Linked DNA regions of Homo sapiens: region 1 is linked to region 2. The links are chromatin loops, found by intact Hi-C in ENCODE. Cell type or tissue: CD4-positive, alpha-beta T cell. All regions are shown on one strand. Each heading gives the region's core, and the rest is flanking DNA. Links, peaks and the distances in the headings are about the cores only. Region 1 overlaps ITGAX (integrin subunit alpha X). Region 2 overlaps ITGAM (integrin subunit alpha M).

Region 1 (5,385 bases), core at 176-5,175, 54 kb after region 2:
TGTTTTAATTATCATTAAGATAGTTTAACAACTGGCCAGGCGCGGTGGCTCCCGCCTGTAATCCCAGCACTTTGGGAGGCTGAGGCAGGCAGATCACTTGAGGTCAGGAGTTCCAGACTAGGCTGGCCAACATGGGGAAACCCCGTCTCTACCCAAAATACAAAAATTAGTTGTGCGTAATGGCGCATGCCTATAATCCCAGCTACTTGGGAGGCTGAGGCAGGAAAATGGCTTGAACCCAGGAATCGGAGGTTGCAGTGAGCTGAGATTGCGCCACTGCACTCCAGCCTGGGTGATAGAGTGAGACTCCATCTCTAAACAAACAAACAAACAAAAAACACATAGTTTAACACCTGAAGGGGAATCTAAAGAAGAGGGTGAAAGACTGTTGAGAATAACAAGGGCCCACGTGTTGTCATGAAACTGCAAACAGTTCGTACCAATTCCCACAACCCATCACATGCAGGCATACCTTGTTTTATGCGCTTTGCAGATACTGCATTTTTTACACGCTGAAGGTATGCAGCGACCCTGCACTGAGCAAGTCTATCAGTGCTGTTTTCCCAGCTGCATGCACTCACTTTGTGTCTCCGTGTTACTTTGGTAATTCTCACAATGTTTCAAACTTTTTTGTAATTATCATGTCTGTGATGGTGATCTGTGATCAGTGATCTTCGATGTTGCTATTGTCCTCTTTTTGGGGCACCATGAAGCACGTCCGTATATGAAGGCGAACTTCATAAATGTGTGTGTTCTGACTGCTCCACCACTGATAGCTCCCCTGTCTCTCTCTCCCTCTCCTGTGGCCTCCCTATTCCCTGCAATGCAATGATATTGAAATTAAGCCAAATAATAACTCTACAATGGTCTTTAAGTGTTCAACTGAAAGGAAGAGTCACATGTCTCTCACTATTTATTTATTTATTGAGGCAGGATCTCACTCTGTCACCCAGCCTGGAGTACACTGGTGTGATCTTGGCTCACTGAAACTTCCCCCTCTGGGGTTCAAGTGATTCTCCTGCCTCAGCCTTCTGAGTAGCTGGCATTACAGGTGGGTGCCACCATGCCTGGCTAATTTTTGTGTTTTTAGTAGAGATGGGGTTTCACCATGTTGGCCAGGCTAGTCTGGAATTCCTGACTCTAAGTGATCTGCCTGCCTTGGCCTCCCAAAGCACTGGGATTACAGACGTGGGCCACCACGTCTGGCCACATATCTCTCACTTTAGATCAAAACCTAGAAATGATTAAGCTTGGTGAAGAAGCCATGCCAAAAGCCAAGATGGGCTGAAGGCCTTTTGCACCAAACAGCCAAATTCTGAATGCAAAGAAAAAGTTATTGAAGGAAATTAAGAGTGTTACTCCAGTGAACATATGAATGATAAGAAAGTGAAACAGCCTAATTGCTGATATGAAGGAAGTCTGAGTGATCTGGATAGAAGATCAAACCAGCCACAACATCCCCTTAAGCCAAAGCCAAATCCAGAGCAAGGTCCGAATGCTCTTCAGTTCTATGAAGGCTGAGAGACGTGAGGAAGCTTCAGAAGAAAAATTGGAAGTCAGCAGAGGTGGAAGTCAGCAGGGTTCATGAGGTTTAAGGAAAGAAGCAATCTCCACAACATAAAAGTACAAGGTGAAGCAGCAAGTACAGATGGAGAAGGCGCAGCAAGTTCTCCAGAAGATCTCTGATGAAGGTGGCTACACTCAACAACAGGTTTTCAGTGTAGATGAGATGGCCTTCGATGGAAGAAGATGGCATCTAGGACTTTCAGAGAAGTCAATGCCTGGCTTCAAAGCTTCAAAGGACAAGTTGACTCTCTTGTTAGAGGCTAATGCAGCTGGTAGGACTTCAAGTTGTAGCCAGTGGTCATTTACCATTTGGAAAATTCCAGGGCCCTGAAGAATGATGCTAAATCCACCCTTCTTGTGCTCTAGAAATGGAACAAAGCTGGGGTGACAGCACATCTGTTTATAGCATGCTTGACTGAGTGTTTTAAGCCCATTCTGGAGACCTGCTGCTCAGAAAAATAGATTTCTTTCCAAAGTTTGCTGCTTATTGACAGTGCACCTGATCACCCAAGAGCTCTGATGGAGATGTTCAAGGAGATTAGTGTTGTTTCCATGCCTGCAAACACAACACCCATTCTGCAGTCCATGGACCAAGGAGTAATTTCGACTTTCAAGTCTCATTATTTCAGAAATACATTTCATAAGGCTATAGCTGCCATAGATAGTGATTCTTCTGATGGATCTGGGCAAAGTCAATTGAAAACCTTCTGGAAAAAAATTCACCATTTTAGATGCCATTAAGAACATTCATGATTCATCAGAGGGGGTCAAAATATCAACATTAACACGAGTTCGGGAGAAGCTGATTCTGATTCTCATGGATGACTTTGAGTGGCTCAAGGCTTCAGGGGAGGAAGTGATTGCGGATGTGTGGAAATAGAGAACCAGAATTAGAAGTGGAGCCTGAATTGCTGCAGTCTCATGATGAAACTTGCACAGATGAGGACCTGCTTCTTACAGATGAGGAAAGAAAGTGTTTTTTTTTTTTTTCAGATGGAATCTATTCCTGGTGAAGATGATATAAATATTGTTGAAATGACAACACAAGATTAAGAATATTACATAATCCCAGCACTTAGGGAGGCTGAGGTGGGCAGACCACCTGAGGTCAGGAGTTCAAGACCAGCCTGGCCTACATAGGGAAACCTCTCTACTAAACATCTCTACTAAAAAAATTAGCTGGGTGTGGTGGCAGATGTCTGTAATCCCAGCTACTCAGGAGGCTGAGGCAGGAGAATCGCTTGAACCCCTCAGGCAAAGGTTGCAGTGAGCCGAGATCACACCACTGCACTCTAGCCTGGGCGACAGAGTGAAAGTGTGTCTCAAAAAAAAAAAAAAAAAGAATATTATATAAACGTAGTTGATAAATCAGCATAGAATTTGAGAGAATTGACTCCAACTTTCTTTTTTTATTTTTTATTTTTTATTTATTTTTTTATTTTTTATTTTTTTTATTGATCATTCTTGGGTGTTTCTCGCAGAGGGGGATTTCGCAGGGTCATAGGACAATAGTGGAGGGAAGGTCAGCAGATAAACAAGTGAACAAAGGTCTCTGGTTTTCCCAGGCAGAGGACCCTGCGGCCTTCCGCAGTGTTTGTGTCCCTGGGTACTTGAGATTAGGGAGTGGTGATGACTCTTAACGAGCATGCTGCCTTCAAGCATCTGTTTAACAAAGCACATCTTGCACCGCCCTTAATCCATTTAACCCTGAGTGGACACAGCACATGTTTCAGAGAGCACAGGGTTGGGGGTAAGGTCACAGATCAAGAGGATCCCAAGGCAGAAGAATTTTTCTTAGTACAGAACAAAATGAAAAATCTCCCATGTCTACTTCTTTCTACACAGACACGGCAACCATCCGATTTCTCAATCTTTTCCCCACCTTTCCCCCCTTTCGATTCCACAAAACCGCCATTGTCATCATGGCCCGTTCTCAATGAGCTGTTGGGTACACCTCCCAGACGGGGTGGTGGCCGGGCAGAGGGGCTCCTCACTTCCCAGTAGGGGCGGCCGGGCAGAGGTGCCCCTCACCTCCCGGACGGGGCGGCTGGCCGGGCGGGGGGCTGACCCCCCCACCTCCCTCCTGGACGAGGCAGCTGGCCGGGCGGGGGGCTGACCCCCCCCCCCACCTCCCTCCCGGACGGGGCAGCTGGCCGGGCAGAGGGTCTCCTCACTTCCCAGTAGGGGCGGCCGGGCAGAGGCGCCCCTCACCTCCCGGACGACTCCAACTTTCAAAGAAGCTCTACTGTGGCCAAATGTTATCAACCAGCATCGCATGCTCCAGAGAAATTTCATGAAAGGAAGAGTCCATCCAGGCAGCAAACTTCCTCACGGTCTTATTTTAGGAAATTGCCATAGCCACCCCAACCTCCAGCAGTTGCCACTGTGATCAGTCAGCCGTGTCACCATCAGGCAAGACCCTCCACCAGCAAAAAGATTATGCCTTGCTAAAGGCTTAAACGATTGTTAGCATTTTTTACCAATCAAATATTTTATTTTTATTTTTGAACTTTTAGATTTAGAGGGGGTACACCTAGCCTTTCTAGACTCCCTCAGTAATTGGTAAATTTCTCTTTTTATTTTGTTATTATTCCTTTTTTTCTTTTCTTTTTTTTAATTTTTATTTTTTAGAGACAGAATCTCATCATGTCACTCAGGCTGGAGTTCAGTGGCGCAATCATAGCTGACTGCAGCCTCGAACTCCTGGACTGAAGAGATCCTCCTGCCAAAGACTCCTGAGTAGCTGGGACCACAGGCACAAAGCCAGTGTGCCCTGCCCATTATTATTACCTTTTTTTTTGAGACAGAGTCTCGCTCTGTCACCCAGACTGGAGCACAGTGGTGCAATCTCCGCTCACTGCAACCTCTGCCTCCCGGGTTCAAGTGATTCTCCTGCCTCAGCCTCCTGAGCAGCTTGGATTGCAGGTATGTGCCATCATGCCCAGCTAATTTTTGTTTATTTAGTAGAAACGGGGTTTCACCATGTTGGCCAGGCTGGTCTGGAACTCCTGACCTCAGATGACCCACCCGCCTCGGCCTCCCAAAGTGTTGGGATTACAGGTGTGAGCCACCGCGTCCAGCCATTATTATCACTTTTAATGGCTGCTAGTTCCAGGGTGCACAGAGATTTAAAGGGCACATTCTTCCAGGGATTGGGCATAACATGAGCACTGGGAATGAAGGTGATAGGTTCTACAGGGGAGGCAGTGCCTGGGAGGGTGGATCTGGGTGTGGGTGCGACCACTCCCTACCCCACCGCGGCTTTTTCTTGTCCTTTGAAGAGACAGAGTGACAGCAAGAAACAAAAAGGGGACTTGGGCCTGGGGTTGGACGGTCTGGTGTTAGGTCTGCAGTCAGCCTCTTAAAGGCTACCTGGGGTTGACACTGTCCCCAACCTCTCTCCTGCATCTTTGCAACGAGGGAGGTGAGGTTGGACAAACTCTGAGGTCCCTTTCAGCCTTAATACTCATTGTGATATATTATTGACTGCTGGCTGTATCCTGGGTGCTGTTCTAAGAACCGTAGGAATTCCTCTCCTGAGCATGGCTAAACTCTGAGCTAATAGTATCATTATATGAAAGATGAGGAAACGGAGGCACAGACAGATTGAGTCCTTGCCCACGGCCTCGTGGCTCATACGTGGAGGAGTCAGAATTGGAACTAGAGACTGATCGAATGAATGACACTCGGGTCACCAGGACACCCTTCCTATCTCCACTCTTACATCTGTTTCTTAGCAATCATCTCCCAACTCCTACCTCCTCTTTTCAGGTTCTTCTTGGTGACATCTGTTCACAACTCACCCCTTCTCTCCCTTTC
Region 2 (5,385 bases), core at 304-5,303:
CATTGTGGAAGTCAGTGTGGTGATTCCTCAGGGATCTAGAACTGGAAATACCATCTGACCCAGCCATCCCATTACTGGGTATATACCCAAAGGATTATACATCATGCTGCTATAAAGGCACATGCATACAAGTGTTTATTGCGGCACTATTCACAATAGCAAAGACTTGGAACCAACCCAAATGTTCAACAATGATAGACTGGATTAAGAAAGTGTGGCACATATACACCATGGAACACTACGCAGCCATAAAAAAGGATGAGTTCATGTCCTTTGTAGGGACATGGATGAAGCTGGAAACCATCATTCTCAGCAAACTATCGCAAGGACAAAAAACCAAACACTGCATGTTCTCACTCATAGGTGGGAATTGAACAATGAGAACACATGGACACAGGAAGGGGAACATCACACACCAGGGACTGTTGTGGGGTGGGGGGAGGGGGGAGGGATAGCATTAGGAGATATACCTAATGCTAAATGACGAGTTAATGGGTGCAGCACACCAACATGGCACATGTATACATATGTAACAAACCTGCACGTTGTGCATGTGTACCCTAAAACTTAAAGTATTATAATAATAAAAAAGAAAAAGAAAAGAAATCCAATGAATCAATTAATGCTATCAACAAAGAACATGCAAGAATGTAACATTACATGTAATTTTTGTTTTCAAAAAAGACACTAAAATGCCACTGCATTAAAATGTATTTATTATTTATTATTATTATTTTTGAGACAGGGTCTTGGTCTGTCATGCAGGCTGGAGTGAAGTGGTGCAATCATGGCTCACTGCAGCCTTGACCTCCCAGGCTCATGTGATCCGCCTGCCTCAGCCTCCTAAGTGTCTTTGACTGCAGGTGTATGCCACCATACCTGGCTAATATTTAAATTTCTTTTGCAGTGACAGGGTCTGTCTATGTTTCCCAGGCTGGTCTCCAACTCCTGGGCTCAAGTGATCTTCCCACCTTGGCCTCCCAAAGTGCTGGGACTACTGGTGTGAGCCACTGCACTCAGCCGGACTATAATTTATTCAGAACATCTTTAGTGTTCATTCCCAGAGATCTTGATCTGCTCAGTAATGCTTTCACAAGATCGATTATAGCCATCTTTTGCAGTGAATGCTTAGGCTGGTCCGTCCTCCTGTGGTAGTAGGGAGCAGTCTTTTTTTTTTTTTTTTTAAATCTTCATGTTTTTATTTATTTTTTCTTTTTTAAATTACACATTGGGCCAGGCACAGTGGCTCATGCCTGTAATCCCAGCACTTTGGGAGGCCGAGGCGGGCGGATCACGAGGTCAGGAGTTCAAGACCAGCCTTGCCAACATGGTGAAACCCCATCTCTACTAAAAATACAAAAATTAGCTGGGCTTGGTGGCGTGTGCCTGTAATCCCAGCTACTTGGGAGGCTGAGGCAGGAGAATTGCTTGAACCCAGGAGGCGGAGGTTGCAGTGAGCCAAGACTGCACCACTGCACGCCAGCCTGGCAACAGAGCGAGACTCCGTCTCAAAAAAAAAAATTATACGTTAAGTTCTGTGATACATGTGCAGAACATGTAGGTTTGTTACCTAGGTATACAAGTGCCATGGTGGTTTGCTGCACCCATCAACCCGTTGTCTAGGTTTTAAGCCTCACATGCATTAGGTATTTGTCCTAATGCTCTCCCTCCCCCTTGATCCCCACCCCTCAACAGGCTCCAGTGATGTTCCCCTCCCTGTGTCCATGTATTCTCATTGTTCAACTCCCACTTATGAGTGAGAGTATGTGGTGTTTGCTTTCCTGTTCCTGTGTTAGTTTGCTGAGAATGATGGTTTCCAGTTTCATCTATGTCCCTGCAAAGGACATGAACTCATTCTCTTTTATGGCTGCATAGTATTCCATGGTGTATATGTACCACATTTTCTTTATACAGTTTATCATTGATGGGCATTTAGGTTGGTTCCAAGTCTTTGCTATTGTAAATAGTGCTTCAGTAAAAATACATGTGCATGTGTCTTTATAGTAGAATGATTTATAATCCTTTGGGTATATACCCAGTAATGGGATTGCTGGGTCAAATGGTATTTCTGGTTTTAGATCCTTGAGGAATCGCCACACTGTCTTCTACAATGGTTGAACTGATTTACACTCCCACTAACAGTGTAAAAGCATTCTTATTTCTCCACATCCTCTCCAGCATCTGTTGTTTCCTGACTTTTTAATGATCATCATTTTAACTGGCATGAGATGGTATCTCATTGTGGTTTTGATTTGCATTTCTCTAATGACCAGTGATGAGCTTTTTTTTTTCATATGTTTGTTGGCCACATAAATGTCTTCTTTTGAGAAGTATCTGTTCATATCCTTTGCCCATTTTTTGATGGGGTTGTTTGTTTTTTTCTTGTAAATTTGTTTATGTTCCTTGTAGATTCTGGATATTAGACCTTTGTCAGATGGATAGATTGCAAAAATATTCTCTCATTCTGTAGGCTGCCTGTTCACTCTGATGATAGTTTCTTTTGCTGTGCAGAAGCTCTTTAGTTTAATTAGATCTCATTTGTCAATTTTGGCTTTTGTTGCAATTGCTTTTGGTGTTTTAGTAAGGAAGATTTTGCCCATGCCTATGCCCTGAATGGTACTGCCTAGGTTTTATTCTAGGGTTTTTATGGTTGTAAATTTTACATTTAAGTCTTTAATCCATCTTAAGTTAATTTTTATATAAGGTGTAAGGAAGGGATCTAGTTTCAGTTTTTTGCATATGGCTAGCCAGTTTTCCCAGAAGCATTTATTAAATAGGGAATCCTTTCCCCATTTCCTGCTTTTGTCAGGTTTGTTGAAGATCAGATGGTTGTAGATGTGTGGTGATATTTCTGAGGCCTCTGTTCTGTTTCATTTGTCTATATATCTGTTTTGGTATCAGTACCATGCTGTTTTGGTTACTGTAGCCTTGTAGTATAGTTTGAAGTCAGGTAGTGTGATGCTTCCAGCTTTGTTGTTTTGCTTAGGATTGTCTTGGCTATATGGGCTCTTTTTTGGCTGCATATGAAATTTAAAGTAGTTTTCACAAGATCAGCTACAGCCAACTTTTACAGCAAACGGTTAGGCTGTTCCTCCTGTGGTAGTAGGAGGCAGGGTTTTTTTTTTTTTTTTTTTGAGATGGAGTCTCAGTCTGTCACCCAGGCTGGAGTACAGTAGCGTGAACTGCAACCTCTGCCTCCAGGTTCAGGTGATTCTCCTGCCTCAGCCTCCTGAGTAGCTGGGATTACAGGTGCCCACCACCACACCCAGCTAATTTTTGTATTTTTAGTAGAGATGGCATTTCACCATGTTGGCCAGGCTGGTCTCAAACTCCTGATCTCAAGTGATTCACCTGCCTCAGCCTCCCAAAGTGCTGGGATTACAGGTGTGAGTCACCGAACCCGGCCCTCTTTGCCCATTTTTAAATTGGGTTATTTATTTTCTTACTATTGAGTTCTTTATGTGTTATGGATATTAACCATTTATCAGTTGTGTGGTTTGCAAATATTTTCCCCCAGTCTGTAGGTTGTCTCTTCACTCTGTTAATTATTCCTTTATTGTGCAGAAGCTTTTTAGTTTGATGCAATTCCATTTGTCTGTTTTTGTTTTTGTTGCTTGTGCTTTCAGGATCATATAAAAAAATCATTGCCCAGACCAATGTCATGAAGCTTTCCCTCTACGTTTCCTTCTAATAGTTTATAGTGTTAGATCTTACATTTAAGCCTTTAACTCACTTTTTAATTTTTTTATTTTTTAATTTAATTTTATTTTAGATGGAGTCTCTCTCTATTGCCCAGGCTGGAGTGCAGTGGCACGATCTCAGCTCACTGCAACCTCCACCTCCCGGGTCCCAGCGATTCTCCTGCCTCAGCCTCCCAAGTAGCTGGGATTACAGGCCTCCGCCACCATGCCTGGCTACTTTTTTGTATATTTAATAGAGACGGGGTTTCACCATGTTGGCCAGGCTGGTCTTGAACTCCTGATCTAAGGTAATCCACCCGCCTCAGTCTCCTAAAGTGCTGGGATTACAGGCGTGAGCCACTGCACCCGGCCCAGCACTTTTGATTTTTGTATTTGGTTTGAGATAAAGGCTCAGTTTCATTCTTTTGCCTGTGGATATCCAGTGTTCTTAACACCATTTGTTAAAAAGACTGTCCTTTCCCCATTGTATGCCCTTGGCACCTTTGTTGAAAATTAGTTGATTGTTGGCCGGGCGCGGTGGCTCATGCCTGTAATCTCAGCACTTTGGAAGGCTGAGGCGGGTGGATCATGAGGTCAGGAAATCGAGACCGTCATGGCTAACAAGGTGAAACCCCGTCTCTACTAAAAATACAAAAAATTAGCCGGGCGCGGTGGCGGGCGCCTGTAGTCCCAGCTACTCGGGAGGCTGAGGCAGGAGAATGGCGTGAACCCGGGAAGCAGAGCTTGCAGTGAGTCGAGATTGCGCCACTGCAGTCCGCAGTCCGGCCTGGGCGACAGAGCGAGACTCCGTCTCAAAAAAAAAAAAAAAAAAAAAAAAAAAAAAAAAAAAAATTAGCCAGGCATGGTGGTGGGCACCTGTAGTTCCAGCTACTCGGGAGGCTGAGGCAGGAGAATGGGGGAACCTGGGAGGAAGAGGTTGCAGTGAGCCTACATCATGCCACTGCACTCCAGCCTGGGTAACAGAGCAAGACTCCGTCTGGAAAAAAAAAAAAAAGAAAAGAAAATTAGTTGATTGTAAATGCATGGGTTCATTTCTGAGCTCTGTATTCTGTTCCATTGGTCAATGTCTCTGTTTTTATGTCAGTGTCATGCTGTTTTGCTGAGTATACCTTTGTGGTGTATTTTGATGTCAGGTAGTGTGATACCTCTACCTTTGTTGTTTATGCTCAAGATTGTCTTGGATATTTGAGGTCTTTTGTGACTTCATATTAATTTTAGTATTGTTTTTTCTATTTCTGTAAGAAATGCCATTGGGATTTTGGTAGGAATTACATTGACTCTATCGATCACTTTGAATAGTATGGACCTTTAAAAATATTCTTTCAATCCATAATATGGGATATCTTTCCATTGATTTTTGTCTTAACTTTCTTTCGTCAATGTTTTATAGTTTTAGTGTGCATATTTTTCACCTTCTTGGTTAAATTAACTTGTAAGCATTTTATTTTTTGATGCCATTGTAAATAGGATTAATTTCTTTTTCAGATAGTTTGTTGTTAGTGTATAGAAACAAATAATTTTTGTATGTTCATTTTGTATTCCATGACTTTACTAAATTTGTTTATTAAATTTGATAACTTTTTCGTAGAGTATTTATAACAAGTTTCTTATATATAAGATCATGTCAATTGCAAACAGGGACAATTTTTTTTTCTTTATTTCTAACTTGAATGCATTTCTTATC

What was found. A loop is a pair of places that touch in the nucleus more often than their neighbours do. Peaks named below come from ENCODE experiments on the same cell type or tissue, not always from the same donor. Only the 100,000 strongest peaks of a DNase experiment are listed, where the experiment ranks them.
Region 1: a loop joins it to region 2, with 2.1 times the contacts of the local background. A loop is called at or near these places in 6 of 110 quality-filtered maps.

What each region holds. Positions count from the first base shown.
Region 1 is chr16:31,365,608-31,370,992 of GRCh38, forward strand. All of the region lies in intron 14 of ITGAX (integrin subunit alpha X), which reads left to right. Among named protein-coding and RNA genes, the nearest start is that of ITGAX, 13 kb to the left of the region's middle. RefSeq lists an enhancer at 2,952-3,558. In CD4-positive, alpha-beta T cell, for the core only: no CTCF peak of the experiment used is centred there; a DNase peak (open chromatin) is centred at 2,434.
Region 2 is chr16:31,311,707-31,317,091 of GRCh38, forward strand. The region is part of intron 14 of ITGAM (integrin subunit alpha M); the gene reads left to right. Among named protein-coding and RNA genes, the nearest start is that of ITGAX, 41 kb to the right of the region's middle. In CD4-positive, alpha-beta T cell, for the core only: no CTCF peak of the experiment used is centred there; no DNase peak of the experiment used is centred there.